2 separate regions of the Homo sapiens genome follow, and region 1 is linked to region 2. A link is a loop called in an ENCODE intact Hi-C map of the cell type or tissue named here. Cell type or tissue: CD4-positive, alpha-beta T cell. All regions are shown on one strand. Each heading gives the region's core, and the rest is flanking DNA. Links, peaks and the distances in the headings are about the cores only. Region 1 overlaps RAD9B (RAD9 checkpoint clamp component B). Region 2 holds the start of ARPC3 (actin related protein 2/3 complex subunit 3).

Evidence for each region. A loop is a pair of places that touch in the nucleus more often than their neighbours do. Peaks named below come from ENCODE experiments on the same cell type or tissue, not always from the same donor. Only the 100,000 strongest peaks of a DNase experiment are listed, where the experiment ranks them.
Region 1: a loop joins it to region 2, with 4 times the contacts of the local background. A loop is called at or near these places in 59 of 110 quality-filtered maps.

The regions. Positions count from the first base shown.
Region 1 is chr12:110,506,932-110,518,283 of GRCh38, forward strand. It overlaps RAD9B (RAD9 checkpoint clamp component B), which reads left to right. Exons shown (of 11, transcript NM_001286535.2): 5 at 5,848-5,947; 6 at 8,119-8,225. Among named protein-coding and RNA genes, the nearest start is that of RAD9B, 10 kb to the left of the region's middle. RefSeq lists a silencer at 8,358-8,601. In CD4-positive, alpha-beta T cell, for the core only: CTCF peaks have their summits at 5,660 (motif pointing right) and 5,865; a DNase peak (open chromatin) is centred at 5,670.
Region 2 is chr12:110,445,182-110,456,533 of GRCh38, forward strand. It overlaps ARPC3 (actin related protein 2/3 complex subunit 3), which reads right to left and starts at 5,156. Exons shown (of 7, transcript NM_001278556.2): 1 at 5,074-5,156; 2 at 271-370. The coding sequence starts at 5,079. It overlaps GPN3 (GPN-loop GTPase 3), which reads right to left. Exons shown (of 8, transcript NM_016301.4): 5 at 10,634-10,749; 6 at 10,405-10,501; 7 at 8,562-8,690; 8 at 7,305-7,915. The coding sequence ends at 7,853. RefSeq lists enhancers at 3,712-4,564, 5,270-5,369. In CD4-positive, alpha-beta T cell, for the core only: a CTCF peak has its summit at 5,252; DNase peaks (open chromatin) are centred at 4,670 and 5,220; H3K4me3 peaks cover 1,834 bases; H3K27ac peaks cover 1,330 bases.

The DNA.
Region 1 (11,352 bases), core at 1,071-9,070, 62 kb after region 2:
TGGGTTCAAGCAGTTCTCCCGCCTCAGCCTCCCAAGTAGCTGGGATTACAGGCACCTGCCATCATGCCCAGCTAATTTTTGTATTTTTAGTAGAGACGGGGTTTCACCGTGTTGGCCAGGCTGATCTCGAACTCCTGACCTCAGGTGATCTGCCCACCTGCCTCGGCCTCCCAAAGTGCTGGGATGAGCCACTGCACCTGGCCTGAGCCAGGCATGAGCCACTGCACCTGGCCTGAAGTATTATCTTACCTGTCACTGTAGAAGTATTGTAAGATGATCGGTATTATTTCTTTTTTTGACTTGTCAGTGGCACAAGCTTTGCCTGCATACAGCCTAATTTTTTTCAAATATCCGTATGAATTCAAGCAATTGGTTGTTCTAAAATTTACTAGCTGCTTGATTATATATATGTATATTATATATATAATATGTATTATATATAATATATGTATTATATATAATATATAATATATGTATTAAATATAATATATAATATATATGTATTAAATATAATATATAACACGTATTAAGTATAATATATATGTATTAAATATAATACATAATATATGTATTAAATATAATACATAATATATGTATTAAATATAATACATAATATATGTATTAAATATATATGTATTATATATGTATAATATATACATAATACATATTATGTATACATATATACATAATATTATATACATAATGTATAACATATATACATATATATATTCATTTTGAGATGGAGTTTCGCTCTTGTTGCCCAGGCTGGAGTGCAATGGCATGATCTTGGCTCACTGCAACCTCTACCTCCTGGGTTCAAGCAATTCTCCTGCCTCAGCCTGCTGAGTAGCTAGGATTACAGGCATGCTTCACCATGCCCGGCTAATTTTGTATTTTTAGTAGAGATGGGGTTTTACCATGTTGGTCAGGCAGGTCTGAAACTCCTGACCTCAGATGATCTGCCGGCCTTGACCTCCCAAAGTGCTGGGATTGCAGGTGTGAACTACCGCGCCTGGCTGTATTTCTTAATTTAATCTTACATTTATTATAATATATTTTTATTTCAGCATATATTTATAGTCTTTAAATTGTTTCCTATAAAATACTAATAATTTAACATTATTTTTTCCTTCTTTGAACTTCAGTTCATTTAATAGCAGAATGATTCAAAGAGCATGATTAAAAGCATAGCAAGCCTTGACATCACAAAGATGTGCGTGTAAATTCTTCTCCACTTATTAGTTTTGGGACAGTGCATAAGCTCTCTGAATCTTCATTCCTTACTGTGAAGTGGAGATGATCATGCCTACCCACAAGTTACGGGGTGATTGTGAGGATGAAGTGAGATCACATATGTAAAGTACATACCGCAGTACCTGCCCCAGGGGGAGTACTTGTTAGTGATTGCTGTTACTATAATTATCCTCTTTCCTTATCTCCAACTAGATTTTAGACAGAAAGTGAATACTTGGTATTCAGTATCTCTCAAGTAGCTTACTTGAGTCATGTCCAGTAAGTATTTGTGATTGGTTAATTATTTAATGGTTTTTATAGGGTAGTTATATGATACTATGCCTTAGGTTACAAGTAACAAATAAAAACAGACGGTCCAACTCAAACTAGCTTAAAAAATAAAGTATTGGCTCATGTAAACAAAAAATTCAAAATTAAGTCACAGGCATGGTTGTTTTTGTTTTTGTTCTTAATTTTTGTAGAGTCAGGGTCTCGTCATGTTGCCCAGGCTGGTCTCAAACTCCTGGGCTCAAGCAATTCTCCTGCCTTGGCCTCCCAGAGTGCTGGGATTACAGGCATGAGCCACCGCCATGGTTTGATCCAGGGTGCAGCTTCTTTTCTTTTCTTTTCTTTTTTTTGAAACAAAGTCTCACTCTGTCACCCAGGATGGAGCAGGATGGAGTGCAGTGGCGTGATCTTGGCTCACTGCAGCCTTGACTTCCCAGACTCAGGTGATCCTCCTACCTCAGCCTCCAGAGTAGCTGGGATCACAGGAGCGTGCCACCATACCTGGCTAATTTTTTTATTTTAATTTTTTTAAGACGGAGTCTGGTTCTGTCGCCCAGGCTGGAGTGCAGTGGTGCGATCTCAGCTCACTGCAAGCTCCGCCTCCTGGGTTCACGCCATTCTCCTGCCTCAGCCTCTCGAGTAGTTGGGACTACAGGCGCCTGCCACCATGCCCGGCTAACTTTTTTTTTGTATTTTTAGTAGAGACGGGGTTTCAACGTCTTAGCCAGGATGATCTCGATCTCCTGACCTCGTGATCTGCCCTCCTTGGCCTTCCAAAGTGCTGGAATTACAGGCATAAGCCACCATGCCCGGCCCTAATTTTTTATATTGTTTGTAGAGATGGGGTTTCACCATGTTGCCCAGGCTGGTCTTGAACTCTTGGGCTCAAGTGATCTGCTTGCCTCAGCCTCCCAAGTGCTGGGATTATAGGAATGAGCAACCACGCCCACCACACCTGGCTAATTTTTTTTTCACACCTGGCTAATTTTTAAAAAAATTTTAATAGATAACAAGGTCTCACTGTGTTTTGGAAGCTGGTCTCAAACTCCTGAGCCAGGCAGTCCTCTTGCCTCAGCCTCCTAATGTGCTGGAATTACAGGTGTGAGCCACCATGCCCAGCCTGGGATGGCAGTCTAAGATGAAGGAGAAGTGTGAAAAAATACCGGTTGAGGGTGTCTAGTGTGTGCTTATAAGAAAAAAGGAAGAAAACAAGTAGCAAGAATAGAGCATTGGGGATGACAAAGAAAAGACACTTCTCAGCTTGCACATCCTCAGCAATACCAATATTCACTTGATTCAAATATTTGTTATACAGGTATAAACACACTTATATATGTATAGGTTATTTCTAAAGAACACCTAAGAAACTGGTAGCAGTAGTTGCTTCTGTGTAGGTTCTAGGGTGGCAGGAGTCAGGGATGGAGGGTGACTCACTCTCACTGTTCTTTTATATCTTTTGCATTTTGTCCCATGTGCATCTATTACCTATTCCACCAAAAGTAACTTGAAAATATTTTTTAAATACGTAAAATATGTCATCTTTTGAGCTTTGTGTCTTCTCAAAACAGCAGTCACAGTGATCCCTTTAAAATAGGTCATATTATGTCACTTCGGTGCTCAAAACTCTCCCAGTAGCTCCCCATTTTACCCAGGGTAAAAGCCAAAGATCTCAGAATGGCCTATAAGGTCCTCCATGATTCAGAAGCCCTGGCATGTTTCCTCCTCAGGGTGTATGCCCTGCTCCCTTGCCTACTGTTTTATTCATTTATTTTCTTGCTATCTATCTCCCCTCTGTAAAATGTTAGCCCTGTGAAGACAGATTTTTGTCTGATTTGTTCTCTGCTAGTTCCAGCTCCTAAAATAGTCCCTTATGTGGTAGATCACAAAAAAAATTGTCACCAATTATCTGCAGCCCCTCCCTTCAATACCTGGAGATGTTTCCTCATTTTGAATTTCACCCGGCCTTAGATTTGCTTTGATACCGGTAGAATGCACCATAAGTGTTATTGTGTGAGTTCCGAGCTGAGTCCTGTCAGCTTCCACTGTTGCCCTAAGAACCTTTCCACCAGCATGAGAACAAGCATGGAATAGCTTTCTGGAGGATTAAAGAATAGGTGAGAGGCCTTAGCCATCTCAGTTGTCCCAGTTGAGGCCCCAGACATGAAAGTGAGGCCATCCTAGCTACCCCACAGGGATATTGTGAGGATCAGAGAGAATGTATGTAATATGTATGCTACAGTTCCTGGCACATAGGTTCATACTCATTATTGCTACCTCTCCTCTTCCTCTAAAAGGACAATAATTCAGCCTCGGCAACATGGAGAAACCTTGTCTCTACCAAAAATACAAAAATTAGCCAGGTGTGGTAGAGTGCGCCTCTAGTCCCAGCTACTGGGGAGGTTGAGATGGGAGGATCACTTGAGCCCAGGAGTTGGAGGTTGCAGTGAGTTGAGATCACACCACAACAGTCTAGCCTTGGCAACAGGTTGAGACCCTGTCAAAAAAAAAAGAAAGAGAGAAAGGAAGAAGGAGGGAAGGAAGAGAGAAGAGGAGAGAAAAGAAAAGAAAAGAATTAACAAACCAGATGTTGAAATCTGTCAAAAGTCCTGTTTAGAAATATCAGTCCTGGATGGAGGGTACTGAAAGAGAGTAATAGAGATATGATCTGTAGTCTGCAATCACTATTTTACACGCAATTTAAGAAACTACCTGTATTTTGGAGATTTCTTAAAAAACTAAAAATAGAAGTACCACATGATCCAGCAATCCCACTACTGAGTCTTTATCCAAAGGAAAAAAAAATATATCAAAGAAATACCTACATCCCTGTGTTTATTGCAGCACCATTTATAATAGCAAAGTTACGGAATCAAGCTAAGTGTCTATTAGTGGACTAATGGATAAAGAAAATGTAGTATATATACACAATGGAATACTATTTGGCCATAAAAATAATGAAATCTTGTCATTTGCAGCAACGTGGATGGAACTAGAGGTCACTATGTTAAGTGAAATAAGCCAGGCATGGAAAGTCAAGTATTGCATGTTCTCACAATGTGGACGCTAAAAAGTTGATCTCATGGAGGTAGAGAGTAGAATGGTAGATACCAGAGGCTGGTAATGGTGTGTGGGTGAGTATGAAGAGAGGTTGGTCAGTAGGTACAAACATACAGTTAGGTAGAAGGAATAAGTTCTAATGTGGGGTAGCAGAGTAGGGTGACTATAAGTTAGCAGCGGTGTATTCTGTGTTTCAACGTAGCTAAAAGAGAGGACTTAAAATGTTCTTAACACATAGAAATGATAAATACTTGAGGTGATGGACACCCCAAATATCCTGGCTTGATAATTACACAGTCTGTGCATGTAACAAAATATCTGTCACATGTACCCCATACATTTTTTCTTTTTTTTTTGAGACAGAGTCTCGCTCTGTTGTCAGGCTGGAGTGCAGTGGCACGATCTCGGCTCACTGCAACCTCCACCTCCTGGGTTCAAGTGATTCTCCTGCCTCAGCCTCCCAAGTAGCTGGGATTACAGGCGCATGCCACCACGCCCGGCTAGTTTTTTATATTTTAGTAGAGACGGAGTTTCACCATGTTGGCCAGGATTGTGTCTATCTCCTGACCTCATGATCCGCCCGCCTCAGCCTCCCAAAGTGCTGGGATTACATGCGTGAGCCACCGTGCCTGGCCTTTTTTTTTTTTTTCTTTTTGAGACAGAGTCTCACTCTGTCACCCAGGCTGGAGTGTACAGTGGCACAATCTTGGCTCATGGCAACCTCTGCTTCCCAGGTTCAAGTGATTCTTGTGCCTCAGCCTCCCAGGTAGCTGGGATTACAGGCATGCACCACCATGCCCGACTGATTTTTGTATTTTTAGTAGAGACAGGGTTATGCCATGTTGACCAGGCTGGTTTTGAACTCCTGGCCTCAAGCGATCCACCTGCCTTGGCCTCCCAAAGTGCTGGGATTACAGGCATGAACCACCGTGCCTGGCCACATGTACCCCATAAATATTTTAAAATACCATGTATCAATAAAAATATATTAACAAAAGAAGAACAAGAAGAAGAAGGAAACTGCTTGTATTTCAAAGGAGTCTGGGAACTCTCCTGCCTGATTGGTCAGAAGGTATGACATATTGCTTGGTGTCCACTAGGGAGCGATAAACACATTTAATTAAGGAATAGTGCTTCTCCAAGGTATATGCACTTGCCAGATAGTAAATGTTACTTTATTACTTTAATTTGGCTGTGAAACTTAAAGACTTCTTTAATTTGTTAGTTTTGTACTTAAAATTATTAAGAGGTGGCTTTATTCTTTTTAAGGTATTAAAAGAACTCATAATATATGTTTTCAAGAAAGTCAGCCTTTGCAAGTTATTTTTGACAAGAATGTTTGTACTAATACGCTAATGATTCAACCAAGGTAATGAGTTCTCTGTTGTCAGTTTTTTTCACCTGAATACAGTATGATCATGGAGTGAAGAATCAATGCCCTAGAGCTTTTCAGTCGGCACATTTTTTTTTTTTTTATATGGAGTCTCGCTGTGTCGCCCAGGCTGGAGTGCAGTGGCGCGATCTTGGCTCATTGCCAGCTCCGCCTCCTGGGTTGACACCAGTCTCCTGCCTCAGCCTCCCGAGTAGCTGGGACTACAGGCGCCCACCGCCACTCCTGGCTAATTTTTTTGTATTTTTAATAGAGACGGGGGGTTTTACCGTGTTAGCCAGGATGGTCTTGATCTCCTGACCTCGTGATCCACCTGCCTTGGCCCCCTAAAGTGCTGGTATTACAGGCGTGAGCCACCACGCCCTGCCATTACATTTTTTTTTTTTAAGCTGAAATTTGACTTGGAGAAATCACCATACAGGGACAAGAGGAAACTTTGTTAAAGATAATAGTGGATAATAACTAATGGTAGCTATAATAATTTAGTGACCCAAGAAAGTTCTAAAAACACCCCATCAGTGGCTTTCTATATCAAGTTGCATTTATATGGTTCTTGTCTGAATCTTAAAACACAGAGCTTGAGGAAATTTTAACATTTTTTATGTGAAATGATTTTGGCCCTAAGTATTAACAGTTTTTTCCTCTAGATAATGAGTAAGGCATATATGTCTTGAAATTTGAAACTTGAAACCTGTTATTTGAAAGTGCATCCAGTTTTCAGTTCAGCTGTAGCATTAAACATTAATGAACATTACTTTGTGAGCCAAATGATATTTTATCCATATTGTTTTTATATTATTATTATTATTATTATTATTATTATTATTATTATTATTATTTTTGAGACAGAGTCTCCCTCTGTTGCTCAGGCTGGAGTGCAGTGATGTGATCTTGGCTCACTGTAACCTCCACCTCCTGGGTTCAAACAATTCTTGTGCCTCAGCTTCCCGAGTAGCTGGGACTACTAGTGCAAGCCACCATGCCTGGCTAATTTTTGTATTTTTTTATAGAGACGGGGTTTCGCCATGTTGCTCAGGCTGATTGAGACAAACTTCTGAGTTCAAGTGATCCATCTGCCTTAGCCTCCCAAAGTACTGGGATTACAGGCGTGAGCTACCACATCTGGTCCCTTCCTTCCTTCCTTCCTTCCTTCCTTCCTTGCTTCCTTCCTTCCTCCCTTCCTTTTTGAATTGCCCATTCATGTTGTCATTTTTTTTGTATCAAATTATTTGGTATCTTGTATAACTGCCCCCGCTTAACACTGGAAAAGTTCCCAAATGAATTTTGTAGGTGTTCCTGACATTTTGATAGCAAGAAACACCGTTAAACCAATGTCTAACATCAGATTAACAACAAGATTACATAAATTCTAAGAATTTTATTTTATCTTAATAATATCTCAATGTCAAAAGGAGTGCAGAATTTATAATACAATAATAAAAAGACAGCCCAGCTGTAAAAAATAAGTAAAGGATTTTAATAGTCATTTCTTCAAAGAAAATATCAGTAAGCACCTGAAAAGATGCCCAACATCATTAGTCATTAGGGAAATGCAAATCAAACAATTTTCAATCTGTGAATTATGTCATATGGGAATTATATCTCAATAAAACTGTTTTTGAAAAAAGGAGCCAGAATAAAAGGGCATTTGGGATGTCAAGAGAACCTTGAAAGCAACAGGTAACAGTCGAGGAAAGGAGCAAAGGGAAAGAATATAGGCAGCAGGCTGCTTAGAAACCTCTGCCCCCACATCTAGGTCTCCAGCATAATTCACCTGAGTTGTTTTTGAACAGCTTCACTTTCCAGTATCTCCCTTTACAGTATGATCTAGGGCATAAGTAACTGGGCATACAAAAACATATAATTAAAGATATTTTATTCTGGAATTTTGTTTGTACTGCAGCGTTCATGTGTTTTACTAAGGATATATTTTGCTATTCTCTTGGCCTTCAAATGAAGTTATAATTTTAAAATATGCTGAAAATATAGCAGCTATGTATAAGAAAGAAGGTAGGAGTTTGGGTAAATTTTTCTAAACCCAGGCCAAGTAATTATTTATTTCCAGATTAGAGATTTGAGTCCCAGTTAATAAGGTATGTCTTTCTGTTTGTTTTTCAAATAATGTTAATACTGTTCTTTACATTTTATAGATTGCTTGCTGATGCCATTGTTCTTTTTACATCAAGTCAAGAGGAAGTTACTCTTGCTGTTACTCCACTGAATTTTTGCCTCAAGAGTTCTAATGAGGAATCAATGGGTAAAGATTGTATCTGAAATGGTGTTTTGATGGGTTATTACTTCCTGTCTCTCGATTACTAACCATACTGCAAATATTAGTGACATAATTTTATTCCTGTCTAAAAAGCAGTAAGATGTAGAAAGGTTGGAAAAAGCTTTAAGAGATCCAACAAGTTTAACACAATCAGCAATTAAAATATTTGGCTTTGAAATTCAGGGTGTTTTAAAACTAGGAGAATGGGGCCAGGTGCTGTGGCTCACGCCTGTAATCCCAGCATTTTGGGAGGCTGAGGCAGGTGGATTACCTGAGGTCGGGAGTTCGAGACCAGCCTGGCCAACATGGCGAAAACCCATCTCTACTAAAAATAAAAAAATTAGCTGGGTGTGGTGGCTCAGGCCTGTAATCCCAGCTACTCAGGAGGCTGAGGCAGGAGAATCGCTTGAACCCGGGAGGTGGAGGTTGCAATGAGCCAAGATTGCACCATTGCACTCCATTGCCTGGGCGACAGAGACTCTGTCTCAAATAAAAGAAAAAAGAAAATTTGCTACGGTCTTTTGGCACAACAAGCTGTTTGAGACTCTTTGACCTTAGATAATATGTTTTTGGTGACAGCAGTAAGGAGAGGATACAAAGGAAAGAACTATTATTTTAAAGTGAAAAACCAGGGCTTAAGTTGGGTCACATGACTTTTGTAGTGTTTGTGCCAGGTTCTGTTCTAAATAGTTTGCATTTATGAAGTCATTTGATCTTCATAACAACTCTAAGATGTATGTAGGTACTATTATTATCCCCATTTTACATATGAAGAAATTGAAAGCACATATAAAGCACATATGAAGCAGTTGGACACTTTGGGAGGCTGAGGCAGAAGGATCACTTGAGGGGAGTTACCAGCCTTGGCAACATAGTGACACCTCATCTTTACAAAACATAAGAAAAATAGCCAGGCATGGTGGTGCACACCTGTAGTGTCAGCTACTTGGTAGGCTAAGGTGGAAGGATTGCTTGAGCCCGTAAGTTTGAGACTGCAGTGAGCCATGATTGTGCCACTGCACTCCAGCCCAGGCAAGACAGCAAGATCTTGTCTCAAAAAAAAAAAAATTGAAGCACAGAGAAACTGTGGCTTGCCTGGTGTCACAAATTGCCTAGTGAAAGGGTCTGTTTTATGTACCATCATGCCATCTCTGAATAAAGATGGCCATTTAGTAGCCAGGAGAAACTGTCCCTTGTGAGTAGCTTTCTAATGAAGTTATAGTTGACTGGCAATCTAGTTGTTTAATCTTATTATTAAACTTCTTCTATGCTAGTATATTAGGAGTGACATGAGCCTTCTTGTTGGAGATGAATGTATATTTAAGACATTGTTTGATCCTTTAAAAAATATATCATTTGGCCGGGTGCGGTGGCTCACGCCTGTAATCCCAGCACTTTGGGAGGCTGAGGCAGGCGGATCATGAGGTCAGAAGATCGAGACCATCCTGGCCAACATGGTGAAACCCCGTCTCTATTAAAATACAAAAAATTAGTGGGGCGTGGTGGTGTGCACCTATAGTCCCAGCTACTTGGGAGGCTGAGACAGGGGATTAATCACTTGAACCTGGGAGGCGGTGGTTGCAGTGAGCCAAGATCACGCCACGGCACTCCAGCCTGGCGACAGAGCAAGACTCTGTCTAAAATAATAATAATAATAAATATGTATATATATATCACTCAATCTTTGTTCTTACTACTTATATAATTGATATTCATTGAAGAAAATTAAAAATACAAAAAAAATTTTTTAAGTCACCTGATATCCCACTATACAGAGATAAGCACTTTTAATAGTTGGGTATATCTCCTTCTATACTTTAGATCTCACAACAGGAGATTGAGTGAAGATAATGAAATACTATGAAACTATTAAAAGTAACATTGGCCAGGTACAATGGCTCACCCCTGTAATCCTAGTGCTTTGGGAGGCTGAGGCAGGATTGCTTGAGGCCAGGAGTTCAGACCAGCCTGGCCAACACAGCAAGATCCCATCTCTACAAAAATAAAAAATTAGCCAGGTATGGTGGCATGCACCTGTAGTCTATGCTGCAGCAGCTGAGGCAAGGGGATCACTTGAGCTCAAGATTTCAAGGTTGCAGGTGAGCTATGATCATGCCACTGTATTACAGCCTGGGCAACAGAGTGAGACCCAGTCTCAAAAAAAATTAATGGGCCGGGCGTGGTGGCTCATGCCTGTAATCCCAGAACTTTGGGAGGCCGAGGAGGGCTGATCACCTGAGGTCAGGGGTTTGAGACCAGCCTGGCCAACATGGTGAAACCCTTTCTCTACTAAAAATACAAAATTAGCTGGACGTGGTGGTGTGTGCCTATAGTCCCAGTTACTCAGGGGGCTGAGGCAGGAGAATCGCTAGAATCTGGCAGGTGGACCTTGCACTGAGTCGAGATCACACCACTGGACTCCAGCTTGGGCAACAGAATGAGACTCCATCTCAAAAAAAAAATAATAAAAACATTAAAGTAATGTTATATGTGTATGTATAAATACATTCCTCTCTCTCTGAGGGTATGTATCAGAGAGGTTTAATGAAGCAATTTTGTAGTGGAAAACACAAAACATTGACACACACACACACACACACACACACACACACACACACAAATAATTATAAAAATGTGCTTATTGACATGGAAAAATAGCCAAGATATATTGATATATTATTGGGTAGATTATGAAATGGTATGTAGGGTAAGATTGTACTTTCATTTAAAAATATGGCCAGGCGCAGTGGCTCACGCCTGTAATCCCAGTACTTTGGGAGGCTGAGGCGGGTGGATCACGAGGTCAGGAGATCGAGACCATCCTGGCTAACACAGTGAAACCCCATCTCTACTAAAAGAAATACAAAAAATTAGCCGAGTGTGGTGGTGGGCGCCTGTAGTCCCAGCAACTCGGGAGGCTGAGGCAAGAGAATGGCGTGAACCCGGGAGGCACAGCTTGCAGTGAGCCGAGATTGTGCCACTGCACTCCAGCCTGGGCAACAGAGTGAGACTCCGTCTCAAAAGAAAAAAAAAAAAAGTTAAAAATGTGCATGTAAGTGGCAGATGCCTGTAGTCCCGGCTATTCAGAAGACTGAGGCAGAGGATCACTTGA
Region 2 (11,352 bases), core at 1,226-9,225:
AAAGAACTGATAAACAGTGTCCAGAATTAAGCACATTTCCTCCATTTTCTCAAAAGAGTTTCCTGGAGAAGTCAGAAGAAATAATACAATTTCCTATTAAATGCAACATATAACCACTATCTTGAAAGGTCTAGACCACAGTATCTACCAAGCAAAGTACAAGGGCAATTTGAGAGAGAAGACTGAGCTAAGAATTTTTCTGATTTGATCATTTCAGAAGATTGTTAGGCATTTCGTACCAAAATTTGAAAATAATGGGTTTAGACTTACTCTCTCTGGGGGCAGGTCCTTTGAATTGACTTCTGATAGGCAACAGTGCCATGTTTCCGATGAGTTTGGTATCAGGATCCATGAGAGAAGAGTGGTAAGCCTGTAATGGCAAGCCCAGGAAGAACACAGAAGCAGAAAAAGAGCAAATGTCACTGTGGCAAACAACCTTCCCTTAAAGGAAAAAAAGAGTAAACCACCCAAGATTAATTAGGGGAGGGAGAAGGGATAGCAGCATTGAGGTGCGAGGGCTGGTTCTTTCTGGCTCAAGAAAACCAATTGTTAAATTTTGAGGCATTTTTCAAGCTGGTTGTTAAACACAGCTCTTCTCAAAAATCAAATTATATAAACTTACAATTAAGTAAATGATGTTGGCTGGACGTGGTGGCTCATGCCTGTAATCCCAGCACTTTGGGAGGCTGAGGCAGGCAGATTGCCTGAGCTCAGGAGTTTGCAACCAGCCTGGGCAACACAGTGAAACCCCATCTCTACTAAAATATAAAAAATTAGCCAGGCGTGGCGGCGTGCGCCTGTAGTCCCAGCCATGTGGGAGGCTAAGCTGGAGAATCACTTGAACCCAGGAGGCGAAGGCTGCAGTGAGCCGAGATCGTGCCACTGCACTCCAGCCTGGGCAACAGAGCAAGACTGTCTCAAAAAAAAAAAAAAAGTAAATAATGTTAAAAACAATGATGCTTAAGTATTCATCACTTCTTTTTTTTTTTTTGAGAAGGAGTCTCACCATGTTGCCTAAGATGATCTCAAACTCCTAAGCTCAAGTGTTCCTCCTGCCTCAGCCTCCCAAAGGGCTGGGACTACAGGTGTGAGCCACCACACCTGGCTACTTCCTAATTTTTTTTTTTTTTTTTGAGACAGAGTTTGGCTCTTGTTGCCCAGGCTGGAGTGCAATGACATGACCTTGGCCCACTGCAACCTCCGCCTCCCGGGTTCAAGTGATTCTCCTGCCTCAGCCTCCTGAGTAGCTGGGATTATAGGGATAAGCCACCACGCCCAGCTAATTTTGTATTTTTGGTAGAGACGATGTTTCTCCATTTTCGCCAGGCTGGTCTCGAACTCCCGACCTCAGGTGATCTGCCCGCCTTGCCCTCCCAAAGTGCTGGGATTACAGATGTGAGCCACTGCACTGCACTTGGCCTACTTCCTAATTTTTTTTTTTTTTTGAGACGGAGTCTTGCCCTGTCGCCCAGGATGGAGTGCGGTGGCGCGATCTCTGCTCACTGCAACCTCCGCCTCCTGGGTTCAAGCGATTCTCCTGCCCCAGCCTCCCAAGTAGCTGGGATTACAGGTGCGTGCCACCACGCCCAGCTAATTTTTGTATTTTTAGTAGAGACAGGGTTTCACCATGTTGGTCAGGCTGGTCTCGAACTCCTGACCCCATGATCCACCCGCCCCGGCCTCCCAAAGTGCTGGGATTACAGGCGTGAGCCACTGCACCCGGCAATAACCTAATTTTTAAAAATTACATTTTACTATTGTCTATGTTCTTAAGGTTATTATTACGAAATACTAAATAATGGGGTGCTGCTGTGCATCTCTTCCAATTCTATGTTCGGTGACATCACATTGGTATCTGGCCAAAGTATTTCCACTACAGAAAGACAAACATCATATAAATCAGGGTACCCAGCCCCCAGCTAAACCAAGACCCAAGCACTATCTTTTCAGCTCTGCCACTTCATGGCGTTATGCTTTTGACCAAGACATCATTCTTCTTCTCTTAGCTTGTTTCCAAATTTGTAAAATGAGAAGATATATATTCCCTTCAGTGGGTAGGTGTGTGTTAAAGGAAGGGATAAAAAAAATCACATTTATGAGAGCATTTTGTATGCTGATTCTTAGTTCTGCTTTTTACAAGATGTCTGGCTTTTTATAAGTCAACATGGGTCCCATTCATATATTCATTCATTCATCAAATGATTGCTAAGCACCTTCTATGTGCAAGACACTGTGATATAGTAATATACAAAGTAGTACGATTCTGGTCCTTGAAGAGTAGAGAAGACAGACAGAAAATAATCACAGGATGGGATGGGCGGGGTGGCTCACGCCTGTAATCCAAACACTTTGGGAGGCTGAGGCGGACAGATCACAAGGCCAGAAGATCGAGACCACCCTGACCAACATGGTGAAACCCCATCTCTACTAAAAATATCAAAATTAGCTGGGTGTGGTAGTGCATGCCTGTATTCCCAGCTACTTGGGAGGCTGAGGCATGAGAATCGCTTGAACCCAGGAGGCAGAGGTTGCAGTGAGCCGAGATGGCACCACTGCACTCCAGCCTGGCGACACAGCAAGACTCTGTCTCAAAAACAAACAAACAAACAAACCCCTCCCCCCAAAAAAACAAACAAACAAAACCCAACAGAGTGAATCCAGGGTGCTCTATGTGCGATTGGAACCAGTACAGGGATTTAGAGTCCTTTTTTTTTTTTTTTTTTTTTTTGGAGACAGAGTTTCCTAGGCTGGAGTACAGTGGCAGGATCACAGCTCACTGCAGCCTCAAACTCCTGGCTCCAGGTGATCCTCCCACCTCAGCCTCTTGAGAGGCTGGGAGGACATGCACTACCACATCCAGCTAATTTATTTTTATTTTTGTAGAGGCAGGGTCTCATTATGTTGCCCAGGTTGGTCTCAAACTCCTGGGCTCAAGTGATCCTCCCATCTTGGCCTCCTAAAGTGTTGGGATTACAGGCATAAGCCACTGCACCCAGCCTAGAGTCCTGGCTTAAAACCTGGTTTTACCATTACTAGGCAACCTTGTCCAAATTAACTTCTCTGAGGCTCCGTTTCCTCTTCTGTAAAACAGGAATCATGGTACCTACTTCATAGGGTCGTTATGAGGATTAGATGGGATAATTTATAAAGTGTGTACCCCAGAGCTCAGGAGTCAAATGGTAATTATGGGATTCATAAAATATGCATTTGTGAGGCTGAGCGAGGTGGCTCATGTCTGTAATCCCAACACTTAGGGAGGGTGAGGCAGGAGGACTGCTTGAGCCCAGAAGTTTGAGATCAGCCTGGACAACATGGTGAGACTCTGTCTCTACTAAAAACACAAAAACTTAGCTGGGCATGGTGGCGTACACCTGTAGTCCCAGCTGCTCAGGAGGCTGAGGTGGGAGGATCACCTGAACCGAGTTTGTGTCACTGAACTGCAGCCTGAGAGACAGGGTCACACCCTGTCTCAAAAAAAAAAAAAATGTATTTGCAACTATGGCTTGCTCCTTTTCATCACAGGTATGCTTTATCTAAAGCAGCCTCCGCCTTCCCTCTCACCAACTGTCTTGTTACCCATCTAGCTTCTTTTTTTCCGGGGGGGGGGGGGGTGGTGGTACAGAGTCTCACTCTGTCACTAGACGAGTGCAGTGGCACGGTCTCGGCTCACTGCAACCTCCGCCTCCTGGGTTCAAGCGATTCTCCTGCCTCAGCCTCCCAAGTAGCTGGGATTACAGGCACGCACCACCACGCCTGGCTAATTTTTGTATTTTTAGTAGAGATGGGGTTTCACCATGTTGGCCAGGCTGGTCTTGAACTCCTGACCTCGTGATCCGCCCACCTAGGCCTCCCAAAGTGCTGGGATTACAGGCGTGAGCCACTGCGCCTGACCACCCATCTAGCTTCTTTATAGCATTTGTCACTACCTGACACTACCGTATGTATCTCCTTTATTATGTTTACACTTTTATTGTCTCGACTCCCGATTTGAATGTACATTCTTTAAGATTAGGGATTTGTTGAACTTATTTGCTGCTGTAAATACAGCCTGGCAGGCAGCAGGTGCTCGTTAACGTTTGTTAAAAATAATGTGTGAGCAGGCTGGGCGCGATGGCTCACGCTTATAATCCCAGCACTTTGGGAGACCGAGGGGGCGGATCACCTGAGGTCTGGAGTTCCAGACCAGCCTGGCCAACATGGTGAAACCCCGTCTCTACTAAAATGCAAAAAATTAGCTGGGCGTGGTGGCGCGCGCCTGTAATCTCAGCTACCCGGGAGGCTGAGGCACGAGAATTGCTTGAACCAGGGTGGTGGAAGTTGTAGTGAGCCGAGATCGCCTCACTGCACTCCAGCCTGGGCGACAGAACGAGACTCTCTCAAAAAACAAACAACAAAAAAAGTGTGAACAATCACATAATAACTGAACCACCTTTTCCCGAATCTGCAAAATGGAGACCATGACGGTGATAAATCTACCCCACAAACTGGCTGTCAGAAATTAAGTACAACCAGGCCGTCATAATTTTTTACTCCCACTCTGATGGCACACGAAAAAGGAAATCTTTGGAAGTCAGGCGCCGAACGAGTCTGTGAGGGCCCTAAACCCAGCTGGCTCCGGGATGGCCGCCGCTGCCGGGAAGTGGGTTCTGACAAATGACAAACAGCAGAGGGAGCCTGACCCCGGGGCGGAGGAGGAAGTGGGCCTGACAGAAAAAGGAGAAGCTAGACCCCTGGACTTGAAATATGAAAAATAAAAAGCGCAGCCCTTGGCTTCGCTCTCTAGTGAGGCTTTGGGAACCCTGCCGGAGTCGGAAGGAGTAGACGGAGAGAGAAAAGGGCCTCCTCACACACCCTGGACCCTTGGCCCACTCCTGCCGCGCCCCCGCCTCCCACGACTGGCACCCCCGGGCCGCCCCAATCCTTCAGCAACCGGTCCCCTCCCCTCGCCTCCCTCCTTCTCGGGCCCCAGCTTCCTCTCTGCCTTCCGCCGCCCGCTTCTCTCGGCACACACACGGTTTCTCTCTGCTCTTCGCAATCCCCGCTGTCTCCCCACACCGTGGATCGAACCCTCACCGGCATCTTGGCGGCGCCCGGGTTTCAACCCAGAGGAGCAGGATCCAGGTACAGCGGAGCGCTTCCGGTCTGGCAGCCTGGGCGAGGTAGGCGGAAGCGAAACGGAAGGGGCGGGTGCGGACGTGGAGCTTCCGGCCTTGCAGTTCCGCTTCTGGTTGCAGCGGCCGCGCGGATCTGAAGGAGGCGCCAGAGCACTAGGCAGGGGCCTTGAGTGGTGCAGCGTGAGGCAGCGCCCAGAATGGAGATGGGTCTTGAGGTTCCAGAATCTGAGATCAATCACCTCTTTTGTATTTTTTTCAAATGTCACCTTTTCAGGGCCGGGCATAGTGGCTCACGCCTGTAATCCCAGCACTTTGGGAGGTCGAGGCGGGTGGATCACCTGAGGTCAGGAGTTCGAGACCAGCCTGGATGGTGAAACCCCGTCTCTACTAAAAATACAAAAATTAGCTGGTCGTGGTAGCATCCCAGCTACTCGGGAGGCTGAGGCCGGAGAATCGCTTGAACCCAGGAGGCAGAGGTTGCAGTGAGCCAAGATCGCGCCGCTGCACTCCAGCCGGGATGACAGTGTGACTCTCTCAAAAAAAAAAAAAAAAAAAAAAAAAAAAAATCACCTTTCCTGTGAAGCATTCTCCGTTCATTCTATTTTCAGTTCACCCAACTCCAGCCCCATGCCTTATCCTTCTCTCCCGCTTTTTCCCTTAGTTCTTACGATTCTTGTATTTAGTTTACTCTTAGTGCTTGTGAATGCCAAAAAGGCAGCACTTCGTCCGTTTTGTCACCTGCGCCCGTAACAGTGACGGTATGTAGGAAACATCAATATTTGAGTGAATGAATGAACCCAATGCACTGCATCTAAAAATGGAGAAACTGAAGGGCACTGGACTCCAGGTTTGAATCGCAGCTCCAATACATACTAGCTCTGTAATTTTGAGCAAGTTAACTGGCCTGTGCTTCAGTTCCTCACCTGAAAATGGCAGTAACAGTATTTACCTCATAGTTTTGTGAGGATGAAATGAATTACATGTAAAATGCTTAGAACTTACATGCTTGGAGCATACTGAAAGCCCAGAGTTTTAACTTATTTATTACTAGAAAACTTCTTATGTTAAAAGTCAAGTTCATTGCTGCCTGAGAGCCATTTCTTCTGCCAGTTCCCAGCCTGAAATAGGACCCCATGTTCCCACATCTGATTTCACATTCAGCTGACTGGGCAAATAGCACCTTTTAGGCAAGGTCTTTTTTGACAAAGAGCCCAAAGTAGCCCCATAATCACTCTCCATTTCTTTTCTGCTTTTCTTTCCATCCTCTCTCTGAGGTTTCCTTCCTCATGGTCAGTCTCACAGGCCCAGCATGGCAGCCCCACGTGAGCAAGGCCCTGCCTGCACTGTGCATCCCTGTTCTATCCCCAGTGTCTGGCATCCACGGAACTTCAGTAAATTTGTGTAAATTTACTGAATTTCTGTCAGCCCTGCCTATGAGACAGTGAAATCCTCGAGGACTGGAATTGTCAGATTCATCTTTGAAACCCCAGTGTCCAGTGGGGAAGGCACTGGAATCGGGTCCTTCACTTTTTCTCCACAGGCACATACCATACTCTCTAGAAGCTAAACCAGGGAGGACCAAGGAAGAGGGCAACTGAAAATCTGCCTCTTCTTTCTTCCCCTCCCATGTGACAATAAGTTTCTAAGAATTAGCAACCCTGGGAGATCAGGCTGTTTCCACACTATCTATCCTCTAAGGGCCACAGGAAGGTCCCCAGGCAGCCCAGCACATCCCCATGTTGCCCACTCATCATGCTCCTCCCTGAGTGGACCATGGGGTAGACACCCGACCCTTCCCTCTAGCCTGGCCCCCAGGCATAAGCTACCACCGATACTTACAGGTCCTCACATTTTTTTTTTTTTTGAGATGGAGTCTCACTCTGTTGCCCAGGCTGGAGTGCAATGGTGCGATCCTGGCTCACTGCAACCTCCACCTTCTGGATTCAAGGGATTCTCCCACCTCAGCCTCTCAAGTAGCTGCGATTACAGGCACGCGCCACCACGCCCAGCTAATTTTTTGTATTTTTAGTAAAGACAGGCTTTCACCATGTTGGCCAGGTTGGTCTTGAACTCCTGACCTCAGGTGATCCACCTGCCTCGGCCTCCTAAAGTGCTGGCATTGTAGGTGTGAGCCACCACGCTTGGCCACATTTTGCTTAATTAAAATGAATCAAATTAGACACTGCAGTGTACTTGTTATCTAGGTCCAAGAATCATTAAAAACCTTTGTTTCTTTTATATATACACATACATATCTCAAAACATAGTTATTTTTACTTTTTAAGTTATATAAATAATATACATTTTCAATATAGGAAAATGGGAAGATACAGATAAGCAGTGGTCTTATATATATCCTTGCAGCTTTTTCCCTTCGGACATACATATTTTGTTACAGTAATTCCTGCATCTCAAAAATAATACAAAAAGTGAAAATAAGTTTAGACCAGCCTTAACCTTAGCTCAGGTGCTAATTTATATATAAATCTATGTGCATTCATTTCAATTTTGACTTACAAAATCTAAAGTGATGCTGTTATAATACTAAAAGATTCCACTTTAAACAGCAGCAGTTTCAGAATAATTAAAAATTTGATTCAGGCATGAGGCTGATAAAGAACGAAGTTTTACTTTTTTTCATTAAAATAAGTAGCTTTCTACTATTGCATCCTTTGAAGAGAAGAATGTTCTGCTGGTTTGGCCACAAGCTCTTTAGATGGTTACTTTTAGTAAACTCTTCATTCATCCTGGCATTCTTGAAAATATTCGTCAAACATAGAGGAAGACTCATCTTCACGTTCCTGACACAATGGAAACACAAAATAGAAAATATATTCATTTCCCCTCAGTCAGAACTAGTATGTGTTTATATATTTTTCAGGTAATACCCTATGTGGAACTAATTACCCAGCACCAGCTCCAGGTGCTGCTTATAGGTAACTGTTAATAGTAAGAAAAGGCATGATTGACAGATTTTTTTCCAGTTATGTAGTAAATTAATGTGCTTCTATCCCAGAAGCATTTCTCATTTGAATTTACATTCAAGACGATTCTTGGCTAATTTCCTGTGATAGTGCTTTACTTCGCTGGTAGTCTAGTGGTCAGGAAAATAAAAAATAAAAAAATAAAAAAATGCTTAGCTGATACTATCATTAGTCTTCTCAATGACATACGTGAGGGCAGCCCAATTTCACCTCCTCTTTACACATACACCCAAGCTCTAAGTACACACAGGCTTCATCATACTGCCTCAACAAAAGTAGAGTAAAAGTGATACTGCTTGTGGAGTACAGTGTTAATTTCAGAGATCACCCAGAAAAGCCCAGTTAACTGCCATCAATAAGACAAAAAACTAATTTAAGGAGTCGCCTGGATTATGCAAGAGTCCAGTGAGTGCTGGCAAATATTTTTATCAAAAGCTAACAAACACCCCAAACCAGAAATTACCTTTGGTTCTTTAAATTCTAGGTCTTCTCCATATTGAATGGCAAAATCAATATGCTGCAATACAATGTTCATGCTTTCTTCATCTGACTGATCGTAAGGTAAAAATCGAACCATGCTGTAGTCATCAATCTACAAGTTGTGGATTTCAAGAAAAGTTCATTCTGAAGTTGTGCAAAATACATAATTTTCAACTTATATTTGAGTTTTATAACCATTTGTACTTCTGAATAAAAACACTGATGTGTTTACAGGAAGAGGAGGAGAAGGGATAGCTAGACACAGAGAGTAAATCATTGATTTTTCTGACTTCTGATCTGCTAGAACACTTGTTAGCTTATTACTTTAACTAGACACTGTTTCACGGCTATTTATCTGAATTCAACAACCACTGGAAATTTCACAAGAGAACAAACAGTCCTGAACTCTCCAAATGGCTTGAAATAATAAGATGTTAGTTTATTTATTGGCCACTACCAATAACTACTTCTAAATTAAACTGCTGACTGACCAGCCCACAGCCCTTTTCCCTCCACTTTGCAGAAAATAGGGTTGAACTGTGCTTTTTATATGGCAAATGACTGGACACAGGCAAACACTTGACCAGGTGTTTAGGAAAAAAACCCAAAAAACTTCATCTTTTTTTTTCTTTTTTTTTTTTTTTGGGGAGACAGAGTTTCGCTCTTGTTGCTCAACCTCCACCTCCAGGTTCAAGCAATTCTCCTGCCTCAGCCTCCTGAGTAGCTGGGATTACAGGTGTGCCCTACCATGCCCGGCTAATTTTGTATTTTTAGTACAGACGGGGTTTCACCATGTTGGTCAGCCTGGTCTTGAACTCCTGACCTCAAGTGATCCACCTGCCTTGGCCTCCCAAAGTGCTGGGATTATAGGCGTGAGCCACTGCACACCTGGCGCCCTTTTTGTTTTTGTTTTTTTTTGAGATAGGGTTTCTCTGCTGCCTAGGCTAGAGCACAGTGACATGATCTGATCATGGCTCACTACAGCCTTGACCTCCCAGGCTCAAGGGATCCTCCCACCTCAGCCTCCACAGTAGCTGAGACTACAGGCGTGCAGCACCATGCCTGGCTTTTTTTTTTTTGAGACAGAGTCTTGCTGTTGTTGGACCGGGCTGGAGTGCAATGACAAGATCTCGGCTCACTGCAACCTCCACCTCCTGGGTTCCAGCAACTCTCCTGCCTCAGCCTCCCGAATAGCTGGGATTATAGGCATGCACCACCACGCCTGGCTAATTTTTGTATTTTTTAGTAGAGATGGGGTTTCACCATGTTGGCCAGGCTGGTCTCAAACTCCTGACCTCAGGTGATCCACCCACCTCGGCCTCCCAAAGAGCTGGGATTACAGGCGTAAGTCACCGCGCCTGGCCTAATTTTTTTTTGTTTTTGAGACAAAGTCTTACTCTGTCGCCCAGGCTGGACTGCAGTGGCATGATCTCAACTCACTGCAACCTCCGCCTCCCGAGTTCAAGTGATTCTCCTGTCTCAGGCTCCCGAGTACTAGGATTACAGGCGCACACCACCATGCCCAGCTAATTTTTTTTTGTATTTTTAGTAGAGACAGGGTTTCACCATGTTGGCCAGGCTTGGTCTTGAACTCCTGATCTCAAATGATCAGCCTGCCTTGGCCTCCCAAAGTGCTAGGATTACAGGTGTGAGCCACTGCACCTGGCCTAATTTAAAAAATTTTTTTAGAGATAGGGTGTCACTATGTTGCCCAGGCTGGTCTTGAACTCCTGGACTCAATCTTGCTGCCTTGGCCTGCCAAAGTGCTAGGGTTACAGGCATTAGCCACTGCACCTGGCCAAAAAATCCAAACTTTAAAAGCTTACCAGTCCACATATAGCTTTAGTCAGTTTCTTGAATTTTTTGCTTCTTAAGTCACTTGTAGAATCTTCTAATAAAGAATACATGTCTGGATCTAAAAATCTTTAAAAGACAGAAAGACTGATGAATTCAGGAGACTAGGTTTATAAACCAGCCAAACTTCCCATCTAAATAAAACAGAAGGTTCATCTCTGCAACTGAGATCTGATAATAATGGAAGAACAGTGAACTCACTTCTCAATTTCCTTTTTTGCTTTTTTACTCAGCAGATCCATTTTTGTCATGATGTTGACTTGCGGAATTTCTAGAGAGATCATGGCACTCAGGGCTGCCAAGATGCCAGAAATAAACTGAAGGAGGAAACAGAAAAGGGAAGATGAACTGACTGTTGCCAACAGTTACCTGGTCTGCATAAAGAGTCTTCTATTCCTCACTGGAACAGAACTGGCCTAAATAAAAGAAATGCAAGCTGGACGTGGTGGCTCATGCCTGTAATCCCAACACTTGGGGAGGCTGAGGCGGGCAGATCACCTCAGGTCAGGAGTTCAAGACCAGCCTGGCCAACGTGGTGAAACCTTGTCTCTACTAAAAATACAAAATTAGCCAGGCATGGTGGCATGTGCCTGTAATCCCAGCTACTCAAGAGTCTGAGGCAGGAGAATCACTTGAACCCAGGAGGCGGAGGTTCCCGTGAGCCAAGATTGCGCCACCACATTCCAGCCTGGGCAACAACGGCAAAACTTGGTCTCAAAAAAAAAAAAAAAAAAAAAGAAATGCCAGTTCAGAACATGTGGAAAAGGCAAAATTATTTATATTTTATTAAAAGTAATGCTAGCCATATAGAAAAAAATGTTCCCAAATCATTGGGAATCAAATGCTTGATTCTTGGTTCCCAAAGGTGAGGGAAGATATAGATAACATACAGTGATCACAAATTTCAATTTAGACAGCAT